2 separate regions of the Homo sapiens genome follow, and region 1 is linked to region 2. Evidence: chromatin loops called from intact Hi-C (ENCODE). Cell type or tissue: OCI-LY7. All regions are shown on one strand. Each heading gives the region's core, and the rest is flanking DNA. Links, peaks and the distances in the headings are about the cores only.

Region 1 (16,643 bases), core at 7,846-10,345, 180 kb after region 2:
TGGTCAGAAAACATACTTAGTACAGCTTGCATTCTTCAAAAACATTTTTGAGACTTTATGACCTGCATTACAGGGGTGTCGAATCTTTTGGCTTCCCTGGGCCAATTTGGAAGAAGGAGAATTGTCTTGGGCCACACATAAAATACACTAACACTAACAATAGCTGATGAGCTAAAAAAAAATGCAATAAACATATTATTATTATTATTATTATTTTTGAGACAGAGTCTCACTCTGTCACCCAGGCTGGAGTGCAGTGGCATGATTTCAGTTCACTGCAACTCCACCTCCAGGGTTCAAGTGATACTTGTGTCTCAGCCTCCCAAGTAGCTGGGACTACAGGCATGCGCCACCATGCCCAGTTAATTTTTGTGTTTTTAGTAGAGACAGGGTTTCACCATGTTGGCCAGGCTGGTCTCGAACTCCTAACCTCAAGTGGTCCACCCACCGCAGCCTCCCAAAGTGTCTCATAATGTTTTAAGAAAGTTTATGAATTTGCGTTGGGCTACATTCAAAGCTATCTTGGGCCACAAGTGGCCCACAGGCTGCGGATTGGATAAGCTTGGCCTAGAATATGGTCTATCTCTGTAAATGGGTCCAGATACAAGCTCAGCAATTGCTGTTCTAAAATTCTGCACCTTCTATGTTTGTTTGTTTATTTATTTATTTATGTTTTTGAGATAGAGTCTCGCTCTGTTGCCCATGCTGGAGTGCAGTGGCACAATCTTGGCTCACTGCAACCTCTGCCTCCTGGGTTCAAGCGATTCTCCTGTCTCAGCCTCCCGAGTAGCTAGGACTACAGGTGCGTGCCACCACACCTGGCTAATTGTTGTATTTTTAGAAGAGACGGGGTTTCGCCATGTTGGCCAGGCTGGTCTCAAACTCCTGACCTCAGATGGTCTGCCCACCTCAGCCTCCCAAAGTGCTGGGAATACAGCATGAGCCACCGCACCCGGCCGGCACCTTCTACGTTTATTGTTAATTGAAAAACAGTCTTGAGCTGTGCCAAGGATGCCTGGGGATGAATAGAACTGTTTGGAGCATGTGCCTAACCTGTAACTGTGGCACTGCCACTGCAATGCATTGTGGGGGGTGGGCTGCCCCCACTTACATGACAACTGTGACAATCATTGCTCTGGAATAATCAGGATTCTCATTTGAGACTCCAGCTGGCTTTGATATTTCGTTTCTAGAGACTCACCCAGCAGTGTAAGAAAATAAACAAACTCTGAGAGGCTGTGAGTTTTGAATTGCAGAGGGTAAAACCAGAGCCAAAAGTTCCAGAGAAAATATTTCAAGCTTCGGGTGTGTTTGAGGAACTGAGAAGTCACAGAATAGCTGGAAAAGAGGATGTAGTGTAAAGTAAACTCAGCTGCACAGACATATGGTCTGTTGGTGGAACTGGAGTCCGACCAGATAATGATCATCAGCGAGGCAGTGCTCTGAAGAAGCCTCTCATCCACAGGTGGGGGTCCGGGCTGCTGCAAACAGTTGCGCAGGTGTGCGCTGCACAACTCAGGGCCACCGTTAACATCACACATAATGGCACATGGCAAAAGGTCCCATTAGGTACAGCCCTGTGGCTTTACCATGTTAAATGCCTTTCGTCTTTCTGGGCCAGTCACTGTGAATCTGAGTGCCTGTGAGGGCACAAACCCTGCACAGTTCCTCTGCTCCTGGCAGTGTAGCATCCCATAACTCCTCCCCAGGGCCCTGCCAGTGCCAGCTCAAAAATCTCCCTGTGGGAGGGTATGGCAGAAAGACCCTAGGGTTCATGCCCTATATAATCCCTTCCTCTTGAGTGTGAGTGGGACCTGTGACTTGCTTATAACCAGTAGAATATAGCACAGGTGACAGGATGTCACTCCCATGACTGAGTTACTATAGATACCTAGACAAGCCTCCATCTTACCAGCACACATTGGAGATTCTCCTTCCTGGCTTGATGAAATAAGGACCGTGTTATGTTATAAGTTCACCTAACAAAAAACCACTAACAAGGACCTGAGGGGGACCTTCAGTCAGAGGCCAGCAAAAGCCAGGGCCCCTTGGTCACATGCCCCACCCATTCAGTCCACTGGGCTGCACTGAGCTTGTGCACCAGCTCAGCCCGTAGCTGGGCCATGTGTGCCCCAGCCTGCCTGTGTTATAGCTCCTACCCACATTTGGTGGTTCCTGAACTCTTGTCTCATGTCCAGGAAGAATGAGGTTACCCTGACCATCGAAGGATGAGGAGGGCAGATAATAACTGTATTGAGTGATGGAAAAGTTCTCAGTGGAGAGGGGATGCAAGGGTTGTCCTCCACTCTAAGTTGGGTGGTCTCTCCTTCAGTGTGGCTGGGTCTGGGATTTTATAGGCTCAGAATGGGGAGTGTGTGCTGATTGGTTTGTGAGTATGCAAAAAAGGTTAAAACAAAGGCACTGCTCAAAGGTGGGCATGACAGTGTAAAAAACCAATTAGGGTAGGGTAGGTTTCTGTAAAATAGGTGAAGGGTGGGGATCAATCAGAGGAAAGTGCACCAAACGGGAAGACGGGTTCTCAATCTGGTCCGTGGATTTGACTTGTAGCTTGGCTTTCAGGTTTTAAACTGTCTTTGTCTTGGAGGTAGGGTTTCACTGGGGTTCTGCCCCATCTGCCTAGGCATGTGTCTGCCTCCTGCATCTGCAAGAGGAGGATGTGACCCAGCGGACACCTGGTGACAGCCTCATGAGACCCTGCCATCTCAGAGGACATAGCTGGGCCACGCCGGGACTTCTCACCAGCCGGGAAATATGTTACCCAGCGATATAAATGAATGCAGGGGGTCTTGAGAACACAGTCCAGTTGGAAGCAGAAAATAGGTGACTCGTCTTCAGATGGTGAACATGCTATTTGTACTTCAATTGTGTGTTTAGCTGGGGTGGCTTGGGGGTGCTGGTGGAAATTACAGTAGGCAAAGTCCCTGTGGGCCACCCCAGGACCCAGCAACTAGCCCAGCAGCCTGGAGGAGTGGGAGGCATGGCTGGGCCCTGGCCTGGGGAAGGAAGGGGATATTTGCTTGGAACATTCTAGTACAATTAATTGGAATGAAAGTGTTGTCATTTTAAGTTTCTGACAGTTTGGTTAGGTTAGACTTTAAAAATCGTAACGTGGCCGGGCATGGTGGTTCATGCCTATAATCCCAACACTTTTGGGAGGCCAAGGTGGGTGGGTCACTTGAGGCCAAGAGCTTGAGACCAGCCTGGCCAACATGGCAAAACCCTGTCTTTACTAAAAAATACAAAAATTAAAGGCGGGGCGTGGTGGCTCACGCCTGTAATCCCAGCACTTTGGGAGGCCGAGGAGGGCAGATCACGAGGTCAGGAGATCGTGACCATCCTGGCTAACACGGTGAAACCTCGTCTCTACTAAAAAATGGAAAAAAATTAGCTGGGCGTGGTGACAGGCACCTGTAGTCCCAGCTACTTGGGAGGCTGAGGCAGGAGAATGGCATGAACCTGGGAGGCGGAGCTTGCAATGAGCCAAGATAATGCCACTGCACTCCAGCCTGGGCGACAGAGTGAGACTCCGTCTCAAAAAAAAAAAAAAAAAAAAAAAACACACAAAAACAAAAATTAGATGGGCATGGTGGTATGCACCTGTAATTCCAGCTACTCAGAAGGCTGAGGCACAAGAATCACCTGAACCCAGGAGGCAGAGGTTGCAGTGAGCTGAGATTGTGCCAGTGCACTCCAGCCTGGGCAACAGAGGGAGACCCCATCTCAGCAAAAACAACAAAAAAAGAGGATACACAAATTTCCTTCCTAACCAGTACCCCAGTAACTTTCCTCTGAGTCAACCAATGTTGTTTCTCGTTTGACCTGCTAGAAAATTTCAGTGGACAAATTCGATTATTTTTATGTTCCTTTCACCTAACAGAATTTTGTGGGGTTAATTCCACATCAGTATTTACAGATCTGCGCTGTGCTTGTTAGTTCGTGATTGTGTTTTGTACTGGTGGATGCGTGGTTCCCTGCCTCACCCGCCCAGGAAAAAACATTCAAATGATCTTCTAGAAAAAGCCTCGGTTCAAGGTCAAGATGGTCTCAATTCATGCACAGCTGAAGCTATCGACTCTCACTTTCTGTGGTGACAAAGCCAAGTCCCTGTCAATTACACCCCAGAACCTGGAAGGCTCCTGCCGAAACCCACCCGATTGTCCCATAGAACTGATGTTTATAGGCCAGGTGCAATGGCTCACGCCTGTAATCCCAGCATTTTGGGAGGCTGAGGTGGGCTTGAGGCCAGGAGTTCGAGACCAGCCTGGCCAACATGGCGAAACCCCGTCTCTACTAAAAATGCAAAAACTAAAAAAAATTAGCCAGGTGTGGTAGTGTGCGCCTGTAATCCCAGCTACTTGGGAGGCTGAGGCGTGAGAATCACCTGAACCCAGGTTGCAGCGAGCCAAGACGGTGTCACTGCACCCTAGGCTGGGCAACAGAGTGAAACTGTCTCAAAACAAAACAAAACAAATCAAGACTGATGTTTATAGTTTATTTTGAGTAAACATAGAAATTGCGCCTCCCAGTCTTGAAATTTGAGAAAGTTATGTTTGTTTTTTCTGAGCTCCTTTCTCAGGAGACCAAGCAGCTGGCCTCCCAGATAGTATCAAGAAGCTGAAACTCACCAGTCACTGCATTTGGACAATGAGAAGCCAAACCCCTCACCTCTGATGACTGCCTAACTGGCCACCTGCTCCCTGTTAACTGACTCCTCTTCCTTACCCCTCCCTAATTCCTGCTTTCCTGCATGTGGTTACGTTTCTGCTGTACCAACCCCTAACTGTAGTCAGTCGGGATGGATTTGAGACGTATACCCCAAATCCTTGGCTGCAGCACCCAATTAAAGCCTTCTTCCAGGGCAATAATTGTGGTTTCAGTGATGGGCGTGGCAAGCACTAGGACCTAGACCAAATTCCTGGTGTTTTGGTAACACTGCCAGCCATGCCAAAGTCCCAGTTTGCCCAAGAAGACTTGTAGGAGCAGCTTTGAGGGTTTGTAACCCTCAAAGTGGATCTCCCAAAGCACAGAAAGAGGCTGCCCCAGAGCTAGTTCTCTGCCTCCTGGAGAGAGATCCATTGCTACTTGCAAAAGATGGACTGCCCTGCCCTACCTGCCTACTTCCCCTAGCCCCCATCCCGCCCCTTTCCTCTTCCAGCCTCTGGTGGGATCAGGTGTGGGGTGCACACCTGTAACCATGGAATTCCCTGGGGAGAGCCAGAGGTATCAGTGGCTTTGGTCTTCATCCCATGGGTTTCTACTTAGAGCCTGGTGCCATCTTTTAGCTCTGGGGGTTTGGGGTCCTGGTGTTTCTCCTGATCCTTCCTAGGAAGAGCACAGGGTGTTCATAGGTTGTCATAGGCTGAGCCAGGTTGTCATAGGTTGAGCTCTGGTGCAGCTCCAGGGGTGAAGACCCATCATCTTCCTGGTGCCACCTGCCCATTCTAGAACAAAGAATCCATCAAGTATTGATCAGGGTTTCAGCGGCCAGGAGGCTGGACAGCTCCATGTGAACTCCTACCCAGCGTGTTTGGCCTTCTCAAGAAAGAGGGTCATTTTTGCAAAAGTACTTGATCGGTTTTCTCCAGTGCGTCTCTAGAAACTTTGATATTCAAATTACTGTCTTTTGAACCACCTCCACAATCATCTGTGTTGCGTTTGAATTTCAGTGTTGGGTATTTTCATTCTACAACCTACAGGGACACTGACTCACCAAACTGATGGAACAGGGACAGCCACTGTTTTTATCTTTTTAAAATAACATTTTATTTTAGAACAGTTTGAGATTTACAGAACAGTTGCAAATAGAGTACAGAGAGCTGCCATATACGCCACACTGTTAACTCTATCACTAACATTTTATGTGAATAAGGTACATTTGTTACTATTAATAAACCACTATTCAAATGCATTATTGTTAACTAAAGCTTATATTTTATTCCTATTTCCTTAGTTTTTTCCTAATATTCTTTTTATATTCAGGAGCCCATCCAGGATACCACATGACATTCAGTTGTCATGTTTCCTTGAGTTCCTCTTGGCTGTGACAGTTTTTCAGACTTCTTTTGTTTTTATGATCTTGACAGTTTTGAGGAGTGCTGGCATATATATATATATATATATATATATATATATATATAATTTTTTTTTTTTGAGACAGGGTCTCACTCTGTCATCCAGGCTGGAATGCAATGGAGTAATCTTGGCTCACTGCAACCTCCGCCTCCAGGGCTTAGGTGATCCACCTCAGCCTCCCGAGTAGCTAAGACTACAAGCACACATTACCACGCCCGGTTAATTTTTGTATTTTTTGTAGATATGGGGTTTCACCATGTTACCAAGGCTGGTCTCAAACCCCTGAGCTCAAGCAATCTGCCTGCCTCGGCCTCCCAAAGTGCTGGGATTACAGGTGTGAGCCACTGCACCTGGCCTTTTTACTTTCTTTTTCTTTCTGCCTCAGCAGCTGCACAGAAATACTCTCTTGATGGAGTCATTTGATGCAAAAAAGTTTTAAGTTTTGATGAAGTCCAATTTATCTATTTGTTCCTTTTGTGGCTTGTGCTTGTGGTTTCATACTTAAGAAACCATTGCCTGACCCAAGGTCATGAAGATTTATACCTATGTTTCCTTCTAAGAGTTTTAAACTTACATCTAGGCCTTTGACCCATTTCAAGTTAATTTTCACATATGGTGTGAGGTAGAATATACATTCTTGACCAGGCGAGGTGGCTCACGCTTATAATCCCAGCACTTTGGGAGGCCGAGGTGGGTGGATCATTTGAGTCCAGGAGTTTGAAACCAACCTGGCCAACATGGTGAAACCCCATCTCTACTAAAAATACAAAACAATTAGCCTGATCAAAATAGACTCCTTCCCTGCAAAATGACTACAGACTGGCTTATGAATATGCATGCGAAAATACTCAAGAAAACAGGGGCCTTTTGTGCATAAGTTCCTAAACTTGCGGGGGCAGACTGCTGTTATGAAGAGTGTCATAACTTATACATGGGCCACAGGCCTGTGCAGTAATTCACCAAAGAAGACTTCCTATGACCACACCCGTGGGGAAAACATTGGCCTTGCTGTAATCAGATGTGTGTAATGAAAACTGCAGTTGGGAGCATCTTTTCCTGATCCAGCTGTTAAAGTTAATACCCAGTTCTGGCTAAAGTTCTGGCTAAAGTACTGGAGTAAGCAGAAACTTGCATCAATACTGGTGTGTCGGGGAGATGCAAACATGCGCGAGGGATATGGCAACAGCTACGCAGAGCCTAGGGATCTCCTTGACCCAAATATTCTATTTCTAAACATTTGTATTATGGAAGTGCACATCAGAGCGTTATTTATAAATAGCAATAAACAAAACAGGCCAGGCACAGTGGCTCACACCTGTAATCCCAGCACTTTGGGAGTCCAAGGCGGGCGGATCGCTTGAGGTCAGGAGTTGGAAACCAGCCTGGCCAAGAAGGTGAAACCCTGTCTCTACTAAAAATACGAAAGTTAGCCGGGCGTGGTGGCAGGCGCCTATAATCCCAGCTACTTGGGAGGCTGAGGCAGGAGAATTGCATGAACCCGGGAGGTGGAGGTTGCAGTGAGCCGAGATAGTGCCACTGCACTCCAGCCAGGGTGACAGAGTGAGACTCTGTCTCAAAAAAAAAGTAATTAATAAAAATGTAAACAAACAGATGAAACCCCTGCCCTTCAGAGCTTATAAAAAATGTGTAGTCATTTTCTAAAAAAAGTAATTTTTAAATTGATAAAGCCATTTACAAAAGAGTATGAGGCCATTTTAATTAATTAATTAATAATTATTATTATTTTTGAAACAGAGTCTCCCTCTGTTGCCCAGGCTGCAGTGCAGTGTCACAATCTTGGCTCACTGCGAATTCTGCCTCCTGGGTTCCAGCGATTCTCTCACCTCAGCCTCCTGAGTAGATGGGACTACAGGCATGCACCACCAGACCCAGCTAATTTTTGCATTTTTAGTAGAGACGGGGTTTCATCATATTGGCTAGGTTGGTCTCGAACTCCTGAACTCAAGTGATCTGCCCACTTCAGCCTCCCAGAGTGCTGGGATTACAGGTGTAGCCACCGCGCCCAGCAAGCCCCCCCTTTTTTTTTTTTAATACAAGCATCTATCTGTCTATCATCTATGTACTTAAGTATAAATTAATGCCAAAATGTATGTTAAAGATTATCTGAATGGTTGGAATTAAGACGGTTTGTTTACCTGCATTTGCTTTTTATTCTTTTTGCTTTGTTTTTTGAGACCGAGTTTCGCTCTGTCTGCACTGGAGTGCAATGGCGCAATCTCGGCTCACGGCAACCTCGGCTTCCAGGGTTCAAACGATTCTCCTGCCTCAGCCTCCCGCGTAGCTGGGATTACAGGCTACATGGCGCATGCCACCATGCCCAGGTAATTTTTGTGTTTTTAGTAGAGACGAGATTTCACCGTGTTGGCCAGTCTGGTCTCGATCTCCTGACCTCGCGATCTGCCCGCCTTGGCCCCCAAAGTACTGGGATTACAAGTGTGAGCCACCGCGCCCGGCCTTTTTTACCTGTGTTTTCTACAATGTACTTGTATAATAAAAGAAGGTGACAAGAAATAGGGGGAAATTGGTAACAAGCTTCATGTCTAACAATAGAGGATTGGCTGATGAAGTGTATGTCACATTTATTTACAATTAATGACGCCAATGAATAGTTTTTTTCAGTACCACGTGCTAGGCATTAGATGTTCTTTGGCTGTTCTGTGCTGTACATGTGACTATGCTTTTTGTTTAAAAGAAAAGGAGAAAAAGGAAAGGAAAGGGAAAAAAAGGAGAAGAGAGAGAAAAGAAAAGAAAAGAAAAGAAAAGAAAAGAAAAGAAAAGAAAAGAAAAGAAAAGAAAAGAAAAGAAAAGAAAAGAAGAAAAACAAAAGATAGAAAAAAAGGGAGGGGAGTAAGAGCAGGAGAACTCATGGCGTCCTGGGCGGGGCTGCCGGGCTCGCTCCCCGCAGGGCCCTCGTGGCTCCCCTGGCTCGCGCGCGCCCCTAGCGGGCGTCTGGGGTCCTGCGGGCCGTGCGGTCCCGTGTCATCGCGCTGGGCAGCCCCGGGTCCACAGGGCAAGCTGCGCCCCTGTTTTCTTTCCAGGGTCCCCTGCCCTCCAGCGAGCCTAGTTGAGCCCCAGCTGGACTCCAAGTCGAGCCTCTGCAGCCAGGTGTCCGCCAGATGTCTTCCACGGCCAGCAAGGGAACCGCCTGGGCACGCGTCAGTCTGGCCTGTTTCCTGATCCAGAAAATTATTTTCAGCTGCGCGTGACCTTCCACGGGGCCAGGACCGGAAAACTAGACAGCAGTGATCTTTTTAAAACCGTGGACTCTATGAACTAGGAAAGTCCCCTCCAAACTCGTCAACAGGAATTCACTGCTTATTGGTACCAGTTTGGGAAATCATTGTTTTTTAATTAAAAATCAGGGGGCTGGGAGGAAAGGAGGGTCCCCTGGCAGTCTTGGGTGGGCTGCAGGGCTGCAGGAACGTGACAGCAGGGGCAGTGGGGCTGTGGGAGGGTGCTCTGCCCGTGGGGCCAGCTTGTGATGGGCTGGGGACTGAGCTGTGCTCTGGGGACACACAGAGATTCCTCACTCAGCTGGGTGGCCTTATGTTCCCAGGGTTTTCCCACAACTTGTCCTGGCTGGGGGGCTGAGCTTGCCAGCCTTCCTGGGGAACAGCGGGCCAGGGCAGGACTCCATCCCCAGGAAGCACAGGTGAGGCTTACAAAACAGGTGCAGGACTTGCAGACGCAGCTCTCCTTTCAGCAAACCCTGCTGAGACGCAGAGCGGAGAAAACAGGAGGTGCCCCAGTTTCTTCTCCCGGGTAAGACTGAGAGCTGTCCTTGAACCTGATCGGCCAGAGAGAGTGCTGAGGAGAACCAGAGCATCCCGTGGGGCTCCCTGGGCTGGGCTCTGCCAGGTGGGTTTCCCAGGAGATCGGCCATGACAGCTGCTGTGTTGGGCACTCCTCCAGGGCAGGGGTGGCCCCGGGAGAACTTGGGCAGGAGGGGGCATGAGTCACACAGAGGGTGGCCCACTGGGTTTATGGTACCCGGAGTTGCAAACACTCAGGTGTGAGTCACCTGAGTGCACACGTGGCTGGAGGCAGACAGCCTCCCTTGCCCTCCCCTCCTCCAATCCCAGCTCCTGATGGTTGTACCCTCTCCTGTGCTGAGGGCAGCAGAGACTCATTAGCGAACTGGGGGCCCTGGAGTCGGAGAGCTGGCTTCCAATTCCGGCTCTAGTACCCGCGCTCAGGGACACTGGGCATGTGTTGTCACCTGCCTGTGCCTCAATCTCCTTAACTGCAAAATGGACATAACCTCCAGGCTGATGAAGACTAGGAGAGCAGAGGTCAGGGATGGGCCCCTTCATAGGGGCTCAGGGCCTTTCTGTTCCTCCATTGCTTTCTCCGGCCTGGCCCGCTGTGTGAGGCTGGCCGGCAGACATCTGTCTCTCTCTCAATTTTAAAAAATTTTTTTAGTAGGGACAGGATCTCACTGTGTTGCCCAGGCTGATCTCAAACTCCTGGCCTCAGGCGATCTGCCCACTTCGACCTCCCAAAGTGCTGGGATTGCAGGGGTGGCATCTGTTGGCCTCAGGAAGCAGGCCCAGGCTGCACTCCTGCCCTTGTCCCCCACCTTCCCCGGCAGGCTGGTTTGGCGGTCCTGCCCTCTCCACCCCCACTCTCCCCCATGGGGGAACACAGGCATCAGTGGAGAGTTGCCCATTTTTCAGAAGCGGGATGACAAGCCCCTGCTGCCTTTCACCAATGCCCGTGAATGCACCTGCTTGGGAATCCTCTTTGGAATCTCCCTGAGGTCTTCTGCCCCTCCCCGTGTCTCCCTCATTAAACCACATTTTCCCACAATGAGAACGTGCCATGATGTGCGTTGATGCAAAGCAGGTCTTTATTCAATCTTGTGATGTTTCCGTAGCCAATGCCTTACTGCAGTGCCGTTTTCCATGACTTTTCACGTGAATTACAACACTTTAATTCCATTCCAGCTTAAATTGGCTGTGTTGGGTCAGGTAGAAAAGCCCACTGCCCTGGGTGACACTTTTATGGTTGGGGAAGTGGCTCTTGTCCTGGCTGAGTTGTGTCCTTGCCTCAGAATGTGACTTCACATCTTGAAGTCCTAACCAGCAGTACCTCAGAATGTGACTGGGTTTGGACCCAGGGTCTTTACAGAGGTGACTAAGGTTAAATGAGGTCACTGGGTGGGCCCTAACCCAATGTGACTGTGCCCTTATAAGAAGAGAAGATTAGGGCCAGGTGCAGTGGCTCATGCCTGTAATCCCAGCACTTTGGGAGGCCAATATGGGTGGATCACCTGAGGTCAAGGGTTCAAGACCAGCCTGGCCAACATGGTGAAACCCCATCTCTATTAAAAATACAAAAATTAGTCAAGCGTGGTGGCACACACCTGTAATCCCAGCTACTTGGGAGGCTGAGGTGGGAGAATTGCTTGAACCCGGGAGGTGGGGGCTGCAGCGAGCGGAGATTGCGCCACTGCACTCCAGCCTAGGTGACTGGGCGAGACCCTGTCTCAAAAGAAAAAAAAAAGATTAGGATGCAGGCACAGAAAGACGACCATATGAGGCAGGGAGGAAATGACAAGCCAAGAAGAGAGGCATCAGAAGGAACCAACCCTGCCGACCCCTTGATCTCAGGCTTCCAGCCTCCACAGCTGCGAGAAACGCACTTCTGTTGTTTAAGTCCCCAGCCTGTTATAGCAGCAGCTTGGGCAGACTCCGACTGCACTGCTTTATCCTCAGCCGAGCCCGAGGAGGAGGAGACAATCCCCAAACTCGATCGTTTCCTATCATTATGATCACCGATTATTCTCCTTTTGACTCACCCGACCTTCTGTGCAGAAGGGCTGGGAACACTGAGAGACGGGAGCATTTACCCACATGTGTTCACGTGCACGTGCAGCCACAGCTCCCAGCCCTGCTGTGAAAGTGAATCACTATGGCCCCGGTTAGCAGCGTTTGCCATGTGCCTGCCACATGGCCAAGGGCTGTCTTCACTGTGAGTCCCTGAAGTGTCCATGGCCAGCACTCTGCAGGCGATGACACTGAAGCCCAGAGGGTTGAGGAGCTTGCCTCGCCTTTCTTCCTTCCTTTCTTTTTTTTTTTTTTTGACATGGGGTCTTATTCTGTCACCCAGGCTGGAGTGCAGTGGTGTGATCATGGCTTACTGCCTCCCCAGCCCAAGCGATCCTCCCCCACAGCCTCCTGAGTAGCTGGGACTACAGGCACATGCCACCACACCCAGCTAATTTTTTAAATTTTTTTGTAGAGATGAGGTCTCACTATGTTGCCTAGGCTGGTCTCAAACTCCTGGGCTCAAGTGATCCTCCAGCCTCAGCCTCAGCCTCCCAAAGTGCTGGGATGACAGGCGTGAGCCACTGTGCCCAGCCTGCCTCACCATTTTTAATCGGCACAGCCAGGATTTGGTTTCAACTAAGGCAGCTTGGTGCCATCACTTCTATGCTACAACTTTTAAAAATATTGTTTTTTAAAACATTTTATTTACATTATATACTTTCACACCTATGACCATCTGAAACTTTTTTTTTGAGATGGGGTCTTGCTCCGTCACCCACACTGGAGTGCGGTGGCATGATTTTGGCTTGCTGCAGCCTCCCACCTCCAGGCTTAAGTGATCCTCCCACCTCAGCCTCCAGAGTAGCTGGGACCACAGGTGTGCGCCACCATACCTGGTTAAGTTTTTGTATTTTTGGTAGAGATGGGGTTTCGTCGTGTTGCCCAGCCTGGTCTCGAACTCCTGAGCTCAAGCAATCTGCTCTCCTCAGCCTCCCAAAGTACTGGGATTACAAGTGGGAGCCATTGCACCCGGCCTGACCATTTGAAACATTTTAAAGGTGGCACTGCTTCTTGTAAGAAGAGATCTTAGGTGGCAGGGGCAGGGCTGGGATGTAGGTGCTCTCATGGCAGGATGCACTGGGGATGGAAAGCAGCTGCCACCTGTCATGGACATGCACCTCCAGTCACCCCTGTCTGCCTCCCGCCCTGCCCCCAGAAAACAGGAAGCAAACTTCCCCGGCCTCCTGTCAGAGTGTCTGTGGGGAAGCGATTCACGTGGGGGCATGAGCACTGTCCCCAGGCCCAAGGATTGTGGCTGGGGTGGGGCAGAGAGGGATGCTTTGGAGGGCTGCTCTCTTCCCGCTGTTCCTCTGCACCCCCTTCACATTTTTGTAACCCAAATAAAGATGGGCACCCATGGTCCACCTCCGCACAGGCCCAGGAAGAAAAAAAACAAAGTCAGATCCAAGTTCACTTCCTAAAATAGCCTTGAAAAGCAATTTAGGTCCTTCTTAAATTTGTTCTAGGGGGAACCAAAGTGCAATTATGTTCACAATCTAGAGAAAAATGTCTTGAAACCTCTTTCCTCTCCCGTTCTCAAGGCTCCCAGCCTACATCTGCTCTCTTCTTGCCCATTCTCATCCCTGTCCCCAAAAAATACGGGTCCTCTGGCAGGTGGCCTGCTCTTTGGAGCTCAAACACCATCCTTGGAATAGGGCATGTGACCAATGCTAAGTCATCTTTTCCATGCACACAAAATTATCAGAAAGATGAAAAGTTTGCTCAAAGTCACTCAGCTAAAAAGGGGTCCAGTCAAGATCAGAACCTGCTGGGCATCGTGGCTCATGTCTGTAATCTCAGCACTGTGGGAGGGCGAGGTGGGTGGACCACTTGTCAGGAGTTCAAGACCAGCCTGGCCAACATGGTGAAACCCCGTCTCTACTAAAAATGTAAAAATTAGCCAGGTATGGTAGTGGGCGCCTGTGATCCCAGCTACTTGGGAGGCTGAGGTAGGAGAATTGCTTGAACCTGGGAGGTGGAGGTTGCAGCGAGCGGAGATCGCACCACTGCACTCCAGCCTGGGAGACAGAGCGAGACTCCGTCTAAAAAAAAAAAAAAAAAAAAAAAAAAGACTCAGAACCTGCCAAGGCTGATCTAATGCCAGGGAGTGACAGCCCAGTAATTGGGATGTGGCACCTAGATCCAGACCATAGCCTGTTGTGTTGTTATCGTTTCTGCTAGTTGTATTATGTGCTCTCCCCCTACTTGGATATGGCCTGGGGAATGTGTTCACACACACACCAAAATTGAGATCAGTTCACTCTCCTTTTTCATAATCTGCCTTTTCCAATTAACTCTACACTATGAAAAAAAATTCCCATGTACTTAATTTAAGAACTTGTTTTTCCCAGCCAGGCATGGTGGATGGCTCACGCCTGTAATCCCAGCACTTTGGGAGGCCAAGGTGGGTGGATCACTTGTGGTCAGGAGTTCGAGACCAGCCTGGCCAACATGGGGAAACCCTGTCTCTACTAAAAATACAAAAATATAGCCAGGCATGGTGGTGCACACCTGTAATCCCAGCTACTGGGGAGACTGTGGCAGAAGAATCGTTTGAACCCAGGAGGTGGAGGTGGCAGTGAGTGAACCAAGATTGTGCCACTGCACTCCAAGGCCTGGGTGACAGAGTGAGACTCTGTTTCTGGAAAAAAAAAAAAAGAACCTATTTTCCTTGTCATCTGGATTTGATTGGATTGAACAGTTTTTCCCTGTCATCTGGATTTGATTGGATGGAACAGTTTTTCCCTGTCATCTGGATTTGATTGGATTGAACAGTTTTTCCCTGTCATCTGAGTTTTAATCTGATTGACAGTCCTCCAGTGTTGGGCACTGAGGGTGTTTCCACCCTTTGCTCTTATAAATAACTCCAGTGAAGATCTTTCCCTCCTGTCCTTTTGCACATCTTTAATTATGTCCTTAGGATATATTCTTAGAAGGGAAATTACCGGGAATAAGCATTTTAAGACTTTTGGTACATATTTCCAACTTGGCCTCCAGAAAGATGGTACCATTATCTATCTATCTATCTATCTATCTATCTATCTATCTATCTATCTATCTACCTATCTATCTATTGATCTATCGATCTATCTATCTGATGGAGTCTCTCTGTCTCCCAGGCTGGAGTGCAGTGGTGTGATCTCAGCTCAAAGCAACCTTCGCCTCCCAGATTCAAGTGATTCTCCTGCCTCAGCCTCCAGCGTGGTTAGGATTACAGGCTCGTGCCACCATGCTTGGCTAATTTTTTTGGATTTTTAGTAGAGACTGGGGGTTTCACCAAGTTGGTCAGGCTGGTCTGGAACTCCTGACCTCAAATGATCCCCCCGCCCTGACTCCCAGCCTCCCAAAGTGCTGGGATTACAGGCGTGAGCCACCGTGCCCAGCCTAGTTTTCATTTCTGACAAACAAGAGGCAGATTGCATCTCCAGAGGCCTCAGGGCTTTCTCTCCGGCAGGAGTGACCTGTTCCCAGGCTCAGGCTCATTGTGCATTCTGGTGCTGCCTCTGCCCCTCCGCTCCCAGGCTGTCTGTGGCCTCCTTAGTAGCAAATCCAACAGGGATGTCCTTTCTTTGAAGATTTTTCCAATCCAGAGCTGCTTCTTGGTTTACAAGAAACCCTGTCCCCAGAGCAATTTTATTTCTGGGAGCTCATTAAGACAAACATTAAGTGACGTACTTGGGCAATTCCATTTCCCATGCTAAATTCCATATTTTTCCCTTGCTTTTTAAAGCTTTTTTGATTTCCAATTCATTTTTTTCCTATGGATTTCTGTGACATTTTATGACATGGATTTTTATGACAAGCTCTGGATAAGAGAGTGTTTCTCCAGCTCAGGACACAATAAAGCCACTCAATCTCATTTCTTTTAATTAAAATTGGCTTTGGAGGCCGAGTGCGGTGGCTCACACCTGTAATGCCAGCACTTTGGGAGGCCAAGGCGGGCAGATCACCTGAGCTCAAGAGTTTGAGACCAGCCTGGCCAACATGGCGAAACTCCGTCTCTACTAAAAATACAAAAATTAGCTGGGCGTGGTGGCACATGCCTGTAATTCCAGCTACTCCGGAGGCTGAGGCAGGAGATTGCTTGAACCTGGTAGGTGGAGGTTGCAGTGAGTCGAGATCATGCCACTGCACTCCAGCCTGGGCGACAGAGTAAGAGTCTTTCTCAAAAAAAAAAAAAAAATTAATTAAAAAAAAAGAACAAAATACCCCCCCAAAACCAAAAATCAAACACACACACACACACACACACACACACACCCCTGCCACTGGTTTCCCAGTCAGCTTAGTAGAGACCCCAGACCCTCCCTGTGTCAACACTGCCTCCCGTCCTGGGCCCATCAGAGAAGGCTGGAGAAGGGACGGTGCTTCCATGCCCGGCCCACCTCTCCTTTACCACCCTACGTGCCGGCGTTCAGTTCTTGGTTCCCAGCCTTGTGATGTGCAAATACTTGACCAGGAACCTGAGCGGACAGGGCATCCTGGTAAGGGCAGAGCTTTGCCCATCCCAGCCACAGCTGGCCTTGCCCGTAGACCTCACCCGCTGCCCATCGTGACCTGACGATGAAGAAGGAAAACCGAAAGCTCTCTTGCTCCCCCTAAACCTTCGCAAACACACATTCTGAAGTCCAGTCTAAATACTGAGAAATTCTCCATCACCCTCGTCTCTTCCCTTAGCTTGGATAATTTTAAAGTAAT
Region 2 (11,254 bases), core at 1,811-4,310:
GGGATCCTGGGACAGAAAAGGGACACTCGGTAACATATGGCACCCTAAATGGGATCCTGGGGACAGAAAAGGGACACTCGGTAACATATGGCACCCTAAATGGGATCCTGGGACAGAAAAGGGACACTCGGTAACATATGGCACCCTAAATGGGATCCTGGGACAGAAAAGGGACACTCGGTAACATATGGCACCCTAAATGGGATCCTGGGACAGAAAAGGGACACTCGGTAACATATGGCACCTTAAATGGGATCCTGGGACAGAAAAGGGACACTCGGTAACGTGTGGCATCCTAAATGGGATCCTGGGACAGAAAAGGGACACTCGGTAACGTGTGGCATCCTAAATGGGATCCTGGGACAGAAAAGGGGCACTCGGTAACGTGTGGCATCCTAAATGGGATCCTGGGACAGAAAAGGGACCCTCGGTAACGTGTGGCATCCTAAATGGGATCCTGGGACAGAAAAGGGACACTCGGTAACGTATGGCATCCTAAATGGGATCCTGGGACAGAAAAGGGACACTCGGTAACGTATGGCATCCTAAATGGGATCCTGGGATAGAAAAGGGACATTCGGTAAAAGCTAAGGGCATCTGAATGAAGTGTGGGCTCTAGTTAGTAACACTGTGCTAGTTTGGGTTCACTAATTGTGACAAATGTACTGTACTAACATAAGTTGTCAAGAATGGAGGAAAAGGCTGGGCATAGTGGCTCACACCTGTCATCCCAGCACTTTGGAAGGCTGAGGTGGGAGGATTGCTTGAGCCCAGAAGTTTGAGGCCTGCCTGGGCTCAGCACAGTGAGACTCCCATCTCTACAAAATTTTTTTAAAAAATTAGCTGGGCGTGGTGGCGTGCGCCTATAGTCCCAGCTACTCAGGAGGCTGAGGCAGGAGGATTGCTTGAGCCTAGGAGTTAGAGGTTGCACACGGTGATGACACGCTGTTGTGTGTTTTGAATTCCACAGTAAGAAATTTAAAAGGGAAGAAGTCTCTGTTTTGAGGCTTGAGTAATTTTCTTTTTACAGAGGGAAGCTGAGGAGCCAGAGGAGTCAGCTGATTTATTAAACTTCTTGGGCTGCTATCAAATATTTCATTTGAAAGAAGATTTTGCTGCTTTAAAAAAGCTTAAAAACCCCTGGCCAGGGGCCACTTACCCCTTCTGAGCCGAGTCTCCTGGGGCCTGCCTGAGCCACTCAGCAGAGCTCCTCCTGCCACCAGCCACCTGTCAGGGACATGCCTCCCAGGGCCTGCGGGTCACCCCTCCCCCCACTTCCTATCTCTGTCTAGGTTGGGGACAGAGACTGGGGAGACAGAGCTGGGTTGTGCAGAGCTGAGTGGACGGGGGATGGTGAGAGGAAGGGCGGTAGCTGGGGGGCCTCAGAGAAAGATGCTTTCAGCAGCGCTGCCGGGAGGGGGGATTGGGTTTCCTCTGCATTCTGCCAAAGGCTCAGCTCTGCAGGGAATGCGGTGCCTTCCGATGGCTCTGCGGCTGCACCGTGTGTGATTGTTTCAATGGCACTGCTGAGACTGGGTGACCCGGGGCCCCAGGAAGACCTTGGGTTCTAGCTGGGAGCAGTTGTCTAGACTTGCAGACCCAGAATGCGATGGTTGGTTGCACTTCCACTTAAAATCCCCCCAGACTAGCCTTGCAGAGGCCTGGAGCACGCTGCTGGCTCCCGACTGAGCAGCCTGGGCCCAGGAGGCTTTGGAAGAACGTGGGGAACCAGGAGACTTCATGGAGGTGAACAGACCCGACACTGCTCAGGACCGGATGGGGCTGGGGAGAAGTAAACTGTGTGCATTCTCCTGAGATGGGGCCTTGCCTTTAGATGAGGTCGACATCGGGTGGGCACCCGGGCAGGGCCAGCAGCTGATGGCTGCACCCACCCTCAAAGGCTGGGTGTGGTTCTGATGTTGTTGAACATTTGAATACCATCCCTGCCTACGTGGGGTTTTTGGATGTCGTGTCCTTGAGGCTGGGCCATGTGAGCCCCCAAGATTTATCTGGGTAATAGCAAAGGGGCTGACATCACACCCCTGCCACAGCTCTACTCGCAGGCTGCTCACAGCAGAGGGTCCGCCCCAAGGGCTGTTCTGAGAAGACTGTCACCAAGACCAAGCCCTGACCAGGCACGAGGGAGTTTCTGCGCGAAGGGAGGGAGGATGGTACGCAGGACGAGAGCATAGAGCTTGGATCTTGCCACTTGACCCTGGGATCTTGACCTTGGGCAAGTGACAGTGCCACTTAGAGCCTCAGTTTACCTATCTGTAAAAGAGGGTCATCACTCTTACAGGGTTGCTGTGAGGGTCAGTGACACAGCACTGGGCATGGCTGGCACTTGTGACTGCTCACCCTGTCTCCCTCACGCCCACCTTACCTCCATCTGCCCGTTCTCTGCTGCGTCGTGGAGGGGGGTCCCACCCCAGGAGTCTCTCAGGATGGGGGTACCCATGAGCAGGAGTCGGTCTAGAATGGGCGTGTGGCCGCCTCGGGCTGCAAAGTGCAGGGCCGTGGCCCCCTCATTGTCCCGTGCCGTGAGTCCGATGTCGGTGAATGTGACCTGGGGAAGGAGGGGCAGAGGGAGCAGCCATCCTCCCAGGGAGGAGGCACACAGAGTGGGAGGGGCTTGGAGCAGAAGTGAAAGTGGACTCTGGCTGTACCTCTCGGGGCACAGGGTACAACCTCAGGAAACCCCGGACAGGGCTGGCTGAGCACGTGCGTCCCCGTCACCCTGGGGCAGCAGGACCTCTGGGGTCCAGGTGGGGGTGAAGTGAGCGCAGTAGCTTAATTTGCAGACACCATGGTCCCAAATCTGAAAGCAAACATCATGGCAAATGAAAACACCTAGGGAAGAGTAAACATGTGTTTGCTATGAAGGAAGGAGAGGAGAGAAGGAAGGGAGGGAGGGGCGGGGAGGGAAGAACTTCATTTGGCCCGAGGGTGGCGCTGCCTCGTTGGGCATTTGCACTGAGCCCCTTTGCTGGAGCAGCGGGTCCTGTGGCCTCCCTCCAGGGCCTGGATTCGAGCCAGGCAATGAGGTTTGGGGCCCTGACCTGCCGGCCACCACCGCTGGAGCGACTTGAGGCCAGCCCTGCCTCTGGGGCCTCATCTGCCTTCTGAAGGGCCCCTGCTGTGGTCCACAGCACCAGCCAGGTGACAGTCCTCTACACTGACTTGCGGAAACCTGTGCAGCTGGGACAGACATGGGGCCTGGGCCTGCCAGTGGGACGCGGGGGTCTCCTAGGACAGCCTGCCTTCCTGACAGACGGGTGATGGGCGTGCTGGCTCCCCGCCTTCACCCTCCTTCCTGCCTTGAGTGTGCCCGCTTTCCCCACTGGGGAGGCCACGAGAACAGCAGAGCCGCCAGCAGCCCGTCGCCTTCGGTGTGAGTGCCTCCTAGCGCAGCCAGGGCGCTCCTGACTGATCAGTACTCAGAAGTGTCTGTTGGGCAAAGCACAATGAGCTGGAAACAGAGACAGGGACAGGGCTGCCGTGGGGCTCCTTCGCATCTGGAGTGGCCTCTCTGGCCCTGAGACCCCGAGGCCTGCCCGCTTTCTCCCCAGGAAGGCCGCTCATGCCTCAGCACAGTCCTAGGGGTTCAGTGGACACCCTGTTTCCCTCCCTCAGGACCCCCTGTGGTGAGCTGCTGCTGCTCTGCCCACTGTGTGCAGCCGCCGCTCATCCCAGGAGCCAGGCATAGTTTGGGAGGCTGAGGTCTGGAGTGAATGGGTCAGAACTGCTGGAGGGGCAAAGGGAGGATGGCCAGGGTGGGACCCAGGTCCAGAGAGCTTCCTTTGGGGTAGGCTGCTCCAGCAGGAGGAGCTGGAGAGGCAGCCCCGGGGTGGGGAGGGGCGCACTTGCAGGCGAGGCACCGGGAGGGGCTGCAGTCTCCACGAAGGGAGGCTAGAGGCCAATTCAGGCGGCCTTGGGGACAAAGTGGGCAGGCAGGCAGCAGCCTGAGGATCTTGGGGCCACGGGGAGCAGGCCAGCGCCATCCCGAGCGCCCGGGGACACGGTGAGCAGGCGGGACCCGTCCCAAGGGCCTCAGGGCCATGGTGAGCAGCAGGCGCCATCCTAAGGGACCAGGCCCCCTGTTCCTTCACTTGCCCACCCATTGCTTCAGTAAACATCTCCCGAGCCTGACTGCGTGCCAGGTGCGGGGAACGTAGCAGGTGGTGAAGTCCTGCACCCACGGAGCTCCTGGCGCCTACACGCCGGCTGGTGGAAACCACCACCAAGGCCAGGAGTCAGACACGCCGTGTGCCTGGTGCTGGTGCGCCGGTGGGGAGGAAAGCAGGAGTGAGGATGGTCGGGGCAGGCGGCTCCCCCCATAAACCAGCTGGGCAGGGAAGGCCCCAGGGGCAGCTGGGGAGCTGTGTGCCAGGCACAGGGTGCAGTGCATGCAAAGGCCCCGGGGGCAGAGCCAGCCTGGCTTGCTGGAGAAGGAGCTGGACTGAGTGGGTGGGAGCCAGGAGACAGGAGGCCCCAGGCAAGCATGGGAGGTCTGGGGGCAGGCAGCTCTCACTTCTCCATCAGCAGCCACAGTGACCTTCCAATATGCCAGTCAGATCCTACTGCTCCTGGCTCCGAGCCTTCCGTGGCTCCCCAGGACCCTCAGGAAAGAGCCCCGGTCCTCCCAGCGCCTCTGTCTGCCTTTCCTGCCCGCCCCCGGGCCCCATGGGCCAGGCTCTCCCCGCCTCTGAATGACCTGTGCCCCCCTCAGGAAGTTGCTTTGGGCCCCACTCCTTGTCCGGCCGCCTCCTGTCCATCCTCAGTTCTGCCCCCAAGTCCCCTCCTCAAAGAGGGCCTCCTCTACTCTTTTTTTTTTTTTTTTTTTTGAGACAGAGTCTCACTTTGTTGCCCAGGCTGGAGTTCAGTGGCGTGATCTTGGCTCACAGCAACCTCCGCCTCCCAGGTTCAAGCACTTCTCCTGCCTCAGCCTCCCGAGTAGCTGGGGTTACAGGTCCCACCTGCTCTGCTTTTCTGTTGTAGAGGCAGGAAGTCCCCAGCCCCCCCTTGAAGATGGCACCTCCCCAACCTCAGCCACTCTGCTCTGGGGTCTCAGGTCTTCCTTCCCCAAAGAGGCCAGAAGTGGAGGAAGGTGGGGGCTGGCCTGGGGATCTCAGGCGGCAGGGCCTGAACAAGTGGTCGAGTGGCCCAAACTGGGCACTGCTGGTGTGGGCGCAGACAAAGCACCCGGGCCACCACCAACTGTGAGAGCACCTGGGAGGCCTACCAGGACTTCCAGGGAGAGAGGGACTAGGAGAGCCCCAGGGGAGCCGTGGCACGACCCCACAGAGCAGAGTGCACTACAGGTGGTCAAAACTTCTGGGGCCCAGCCTGGCCGGAGCTGCAGATTCTCGGGAGCCATGGACCAGCTCATCGGATGCCCCAACAGCCCTGCGTGTCCCCAGTTCCCTCTGGAGCCCCCATCCAGGCTCCAGGCTCTGCTTGCTGGAGGGCCCACACTCCCTGGATGTCCCCTTCCCACCTCTGGCACCCACTTACCAGCCAGACGACGAGGGAGTAGTGGCCACGGGCGGCGGCAGCGTGCAGGGCGCTCATGCCATCGAGAGCACGAAGGTGCACGTCAGCGCCACAGTCCTTCACCAGGAACTGGGCCAGGTGCAGGTGGCCCTCCTGGCAGGCCAGGTAGAGTGGGGAGGCGCCACTGCGTGTCCGCCGGTTCACGCTGCTGCAGGGAAGGGAGGGTTTGGAGGCCCAGTCCCTGCCTATGGCTGAGCCCATCCCTCGGCTGCTTGGACTTCACCGCTGCCCCCTGGCCCTGCCCGTGATGACTGAGTTTCCCACATGCTTTCCAGCTGCTGCTGCGGGGTTCCCCCCTCCAGGTTGCTCCCCCAGGTGGCTGTGCAACCCCACTCTCCTATCCTGTCCTTTTCTGGGGACTCCTGGGTCCAGGTCTGAAACACGCATCTTCTTAGACCTGAGGGGTCACAGTCTTGGCTTCCAGGTTCTCAGTTGTCCCAGTGGAGGCCCAGGATTGACCCCCGACTCCCTTAGGGTTTCCCTCTGCCCTGTGCCCTGTGGCAGGTGGCGCTGGGTGCCTGGTAGCTGTGGAGCTGAGGGTTGCACTGGCTGGGCTGGGGTCACAGTGGCGGCGTGGAGGCAGGGCCAAAGTCACCGGGGAGGGTCAACTCTCGGGCTCGTGCCTGCTTTCCCGCCAAGCCTGCTGACCACGCCACCCTGTCCCAGACCCTCCACCTCCGGGCCCTTCCCCTCTCAGGAGGGGAAGCTGAGGAGTAATGAAGGGATCTCACGAGCACCCCCACACCTGCTCCCCACTTCTGATAGACGAATCTGAGCAACTCAGTGTCCACCCCAGAGGAGAGTCCAGTCACAGGCCTCAGCTGGCAGAGGGGAAACAGAGGCTGGGAGCTGATTTGTCCAGGGACTTGCACCTGGGTTTGAATTCCCCTCCCCTCACAAAGTCCCCCAGTACCAGCCCCCTAGCAGCCTCTCCCCTGCTCCTAGCAAGGGGGACACAGGACCTTGGTGGCTGCTTTCTGGCCTTGGACCACACAGGGATCGTCCCCTGCACCTGCAGAGCCTGAGGGTCCACTCCCTCATGGAATGTGCCCCAAAGGGCTGCCAGTATGCCTTGGTGCCCTTCTCAGGGGAGGATCCGTGCTTTCACCAGACTCTGCCAGGTGTCCTTGACTGCATCCAGGGTTGGAACAGGTGGTGTCCAGCGCGGTGGCTGGGAGCAGGCCATGATGCAGCCAGTGGGTCGGGGGCAACTGGAGGGGGCATGGTCTGGCCAGGGGCAGCCACCTCTCGGCTGCTGCTGGTCAATGCCAGGCGGGAACTAGGCCGGGGGTACAGGACCTTCCCATTTGTGTGTGCGTGTGTGCGTGTGTGTGTGCATATTAACATGAAGCCTCCTGGTTTTCTTCTTTTTTTTGAGACATGGTCTTGCTCTATCGCCCAGGCTGGAGTGCAGTGGCACAATCCCAGCTTACTGCAACCTCCGCCTCCCAGACTCAAGTGATCCTCCCACCTCAGCCTCCTGAGTTGCTGGGACTACAGGCAGTCACCACCATGCCTGGCTAATTTTTAAATAAATTTTTTTGTAGAGATGGAGGTCTCGCTACATTGCCCAGGCCAGTCTTGAATTCCTGGGCTCAAGCAATCCTCCAGCCCCAGCCTCCCAAGATGCTGGGATTACAGGCATGAGCCACTGTGCTCGGCCCAAGTCTCCCAGTTTTCAATGGTGGAAACTTCTTTAAAAGCCGTGTGGGTCTGAGAGAGACTGTGGCCAGCCAAGGCTGAGGGTGGTGTGGACGCTCTGGAGAAAAGCCACAGAAGCGAATCCCAAAGGCCTTTGCCAAGCAGTCCAGGATGGGAACACCCGGGAATGAGAACCCGATTCCACAAGCAAGCTGTCGGGGCTTGTCCTGGAGCTAAGGGGGTGTGGGGGACTGAGGCCTCTGGGGCAGCGACAGGAAAATGAGATGCTGCCTCGAAAAGAGAAGAGCCGTGGTCAGAGGTAGGTGGGTCCCTGGGGGACAGGAAGGTTCGCCCTCAGCCAAGACAGTAGGAGGCAGAGGGCCTGTTCCTATGACAACAGTGACCTTTGTAAGCAGGGCGAGGACTGGAGGAGCTTCCAGGTGGGGAGGGAGGCCATCTGCCTTACTGGCTGTCCTGACCCTGGTCCTTCCTCGTTGCCCATCCACTAATTCCAGCAGGGGGCACAGGGCCCCAGAGACGATGAGGCCAGCGCCCGGCTCTAGGGGTCCCAGCACAGGGGTGGGGCAGTGCAGAGGCAGCTCCAGCCTCTGTGTCCCCAAGTCCACTAGACAGTCCCCACTCCTGTCAGGTGATGGGAGGGTGCCCTCACAGGTTGCCAGCTGCCCACGTCCCCAGCTGTTTTAGGTCCCGAGATGCCCCCAGGTGGGGCCAGAGCTGCCCTGGGCATCACAGCAGCATCTTGCCATCGTCACCGCCCCCAGCCACTCTCCAAGCTGAAGCACTGGCCTGTGTCCCCTTGGGCCCTGGCATGGCACTGCCACTGCCTGGCCTGTGGGTAGAGGCCTCATTGCCCTTGGCTCCTGCCAGCTCACCCCCACAGTGACAGCATGCCCGCCTGCAGGATTCACCTCAAAGGCCACCAGCCTGTCCTCTTGGCCCTCCATGGTGCAGCCTCCCCTTGGCCAGCTCGCCCCAGGCTGCCCCCCCAGGCGGGACTTTGGGCTCCTTACCTGCCATGCGCGGCTGTCAGGAGCTTGAGGCAGGTCAGGTCCCCACTGACGGCAGCGTGGTGCAGCGGCCGGGCTCCCTCCCGGGTCTCTAGCGTGGCCGAGTGGCCCTCGTGGAGCAGCCACTCCACCAGCACTGGGTGTCCAAAACGGGCGGCCAGGTGCAGCGGGGAGACGCCCGAGGCATCTTGGTCCTACCAAGCCCCGGGTAGGTCAGTGAGTGGGGGGTAGGCCGTGAGGTCAGAGCCAGCTGCCGGAGGTGGGCCCTGGGCGAGGGCTCACACTGCCTGCAACCCAGTGAAGGGGCTTCCAGCTCCTTCCTCCTTCCCTCCGTTTCTGCCTGCAACATGGAGGGAGGTGCTCCCTGCTGGGACTGAGGTGAGAGGAGGGCCAGGACTCAGGTCCAGGTCTTGGGAGGCCACCTCTGGCAACCCTGCCCTCTCCTGGGCCCGTCCCCAGTGTGGAGAAGGCCCTTTCCCACGCAGTCGGGTGCCCGCAGACACCTGCCCACTCTGCTCATGGTCAGAAAGGCTTCCCAGGACACCTACCTCTGGCTGGTCCCCTGCCCCAGTGCCCTCCCGCTGGCCACAGGGTCCCGGGGCCAGGGAGCGTTCCTACCACAGGTGTCAGGGGTCCAGCAGACCTGGGCCTTCTCCAAGGGCCCTGTCAGAATGGATCCCCAGGCAGGCACAGCTCCCGCCTGCTGCCCTTGGGTTTGGCGGAAGGGCCGACAGGAACAGGATGCTGGGCCGGGACTCTCAGGTGCTCTGGCGAGCCAGGTGCTGGGGAACCTTCCCGCTCCGCAGTCTAAGCAGGCCCCACCGGCCCCCACCTCAACTCTGACCTCTGGGCGGCGGCGTTCTAAGGCCGGTCAGTCCTGCTCACCCTCAGCCCTGAAAGCTCCACAGGGCTGAGCGACAGCTCTAAGGGCCTCGCCTGCACAAAGGGGACTGGGCAGGCAGGATAGGGGAGGGGGGCCCAGTAGAAACGATCCGGACAAGACGATCACCATCAGCAGCCCTAACTCCCGTCCCCCAGGGCTAGGCTCCCAGCTCTCAAGCCCAAGTTCCCACAGTGCTTCTGTAAGGATCCCTTTCTAGACCCTTTGGGAGGCAGGCCCTGTGGACCAGGCCTGATCAGAGACAGGGGTCCTGATATCTGGCAAGACCCCCACTGGCAACGCCCAGCTTCCTGGCAGGGAAGGTGATAAGAAAATTTAGGAGGTGTTCTTGGCTCTCAAGCCTTTGTGCTCTGAGAGGCGTGGGGCAGAGACGGTAACCACTGACTGAGTCCCCAAGAGAAACAAAGGGCCCAGGGCCATGGAGCCCGGGGTGGCCAGTACTCTGATCCTCCGTGGCTCACACCTCCCTGGTTCCACCCCAGCCAGCTTCGTGGAGCCAGGCTGCCCCATCCCCGCTCACCTGCAGACCGCAGCCCCCCTCGCGGACCAGCCAGCACAGCTCGGCCAGGCTGCCCGTGGCAGCGGCGTCATGCGCTGGGGTGGCCCCGTTGTGGGCCCGCTGGTTGCCGGGCAGCTGGGCCCGCTGCACCAAGAACTTGACGCAGTCCAGGTGGCCAGCCCGGGTGGCGTGGTGAACCAGGCCGGCCCCCAGAGCATCGGTGATGCCCGGGCCCAGGGCGCCAGCCTCCAGCAGCCGCTCCAACGTCGCCACATCCCCATCCTTGGCGGCCACGAGTGCCCGCTGCTTCTCCATCCTCTGGCCCGGGCTCTCAGTGGCGACTCATGCACAGGCTGGGGCTTCCTGTTTCAGACGTGGATGAAGCTGCCGGCTCTGGTTACCCGATAAGCTGCCACAGGGCAGATGGGAGGCGGTGGGGTGGGGTCGGGTGGGGGGACAGGCCTTGAGGACCTGCCCAAGCCACTCCCACAGTGTGAGGGTGCCAGGTGCCTGGAGCTGGGAGGATGGAGTACAGGGCACAGGGAAAGGCCCACACCAGGCTAGGTCAGGGCTGGGTATGGCCAGCAGAGAAAGGAGGCTGGCCCTGAGGCTGCTCAGATCTGTCCAGATGGCAGGAACTTCATCTGTGGAGCGAGGGCTGAGGATACACGCCACTGAGCTTCTCACAGGAGCCCCGAGTGGCCTGGGAGACAGTTCCCCCAACTCTCACAGAAGGGCAGACCCCCAGCCGCCACCACAGTGTGTCTGAAGTAAAGGGTGCCCAGTAGGTCTACATGTTTGGCTGTGTTGACACCCACAGAGCTGAGCGCCCCGCCTCTGGGTCCCGGCCCTCGGCCCTGGAGGCTCCTAGGAATCTCTGGGGACACAGTGGCTCCACGGGGCCTGCAATGGGCTCAGGACCCTGACTTGGGTGTGTCCAGGCCTCTGAGGCGAGAAGGTGTCAGCCCCTGCCTCGGCCCCCTCTCCAACTACACGGACCAAGTCTCTGGGCTGCAGCCCCAAGGGCCCAAGTACATTTAACCCCTTTCCAGATTGTTCTGGACAATCCATAGTTCTTCTTTAGGGAAGTCAGGACCACCACAGCCTCTTCCTGGCAGCAATGGGAAGCTGCAGATGGGGGACCCATTACATTTGTAGGGGCTTCCGGAGACACAGCCTCAAGCTGGATTTCTGGGCTAACGCATCATCACACAATGGTGACCTGGGGGCTGCTGCACCCCTGGCTTCCCCCCGACAGGCTCTGTCAGATGACTTTGTGCCCAAGCGCAGTGCCCACTAGAGAAACCACAGGATCCCCAAGTCGGGCACTGAAATCTTTTATTCGTTAATTTAGTTTCTGGCAAGTGTTTCCTCAAAATCATCAAGTAGTTCCTTGAACCGTAAAACCACACATTAAAAATGTTATTCCACTGAAAATGACTCCTATGCAAATATCGACATGTGATGTGTGTCCAAATGCCAGAGCATTTTGAGAAAAGAATCCTCTGCAAATAAAATTAAGGTAAAAGCTGAGTCAGGGATGATCCGATTCCCACCCCAGGAATGACCTGGAGCTGCACCAACTCAGCGAGGTTGGAGCTGAAACCCTGAGTTAATAATGATCAAAAGGGA

What was found. A loop is a pair of places that touch in the nucleus more often than their neighbours do. Peaks named below come from ENCODE experiments on the same cell type or tissue, not always from the same donor. Only the 100,000 strongest peaks of a DNase experiment are listed, where the experiment ranks them.
Region 1: it touches region 2 in a loop (10-fold over the local background); 5 of 110 quality-filtered maps call a loop at or near these places.

Annotation. Positions count from the first base shown.
Region 1 is chr2:237,916,232-237,932,874 of GRCh38, reverse strand. It overlaps LOC105373960 (a long non-coding RNA gene), which reads left to right. Exons shown (of 3, transcript XR_924046.3): 2 at 9,153-9,435; 3 at 9,818-9,989. Among named protein-coding and RNA genes, the nearest start is that of UBE2F-SCLY, 42 kb to the left of the region's middle. RefSeq lists silencers at 8,943-9,152, 15,301-15,501. In OCI-LY7, for the core only: CTCF peaks have their summits at 8,857 and 9,057; a DNase peak (open chromatin) is centred at 9,014.
Region 2 is chr2:238,099,103-238,110,356 of GRCh38, reverse strand. It overlaps ESPNL (espin like), which reads right to left and starts at 10,017. Exons shown (of 9, transcript NM_194312.4): 1 at 9,644-10,017; 2 at 8,226-8,416; 3 at 5,515-5,701; 4 at 2,384-2,566. The coding sequence starts at 9,937. It overlaps SCLY (selenocysteine lyase), which reads right to left. Exons shown (of 12, transcript NM_016510.7): 12 at 10,944-11,254. UBE2F-SCLY (UBE2F-SCLY readthrough (NMD candidate)) reads right to left here. Exons shown (of 19, transcript NR_037904.1): 19 at 10,944-11,254. RefSeq lists enhancers at 1,887-2,797, 3,169-3,338, 2,798-3,707, 3,708-4,618, 7,640-7,809. In OCI-LY7, for the core only: CTCF peaks have their summits at 2,737, 2,937 (motif pointing right) and 3,826 (motif pointing right); DNase peaks (open chromatin) are centred at 2,056, 2,666 and 2,946; H3K4me3 peaks cover 1,632 bases; H3K27ac peaks cover 1,941 bases.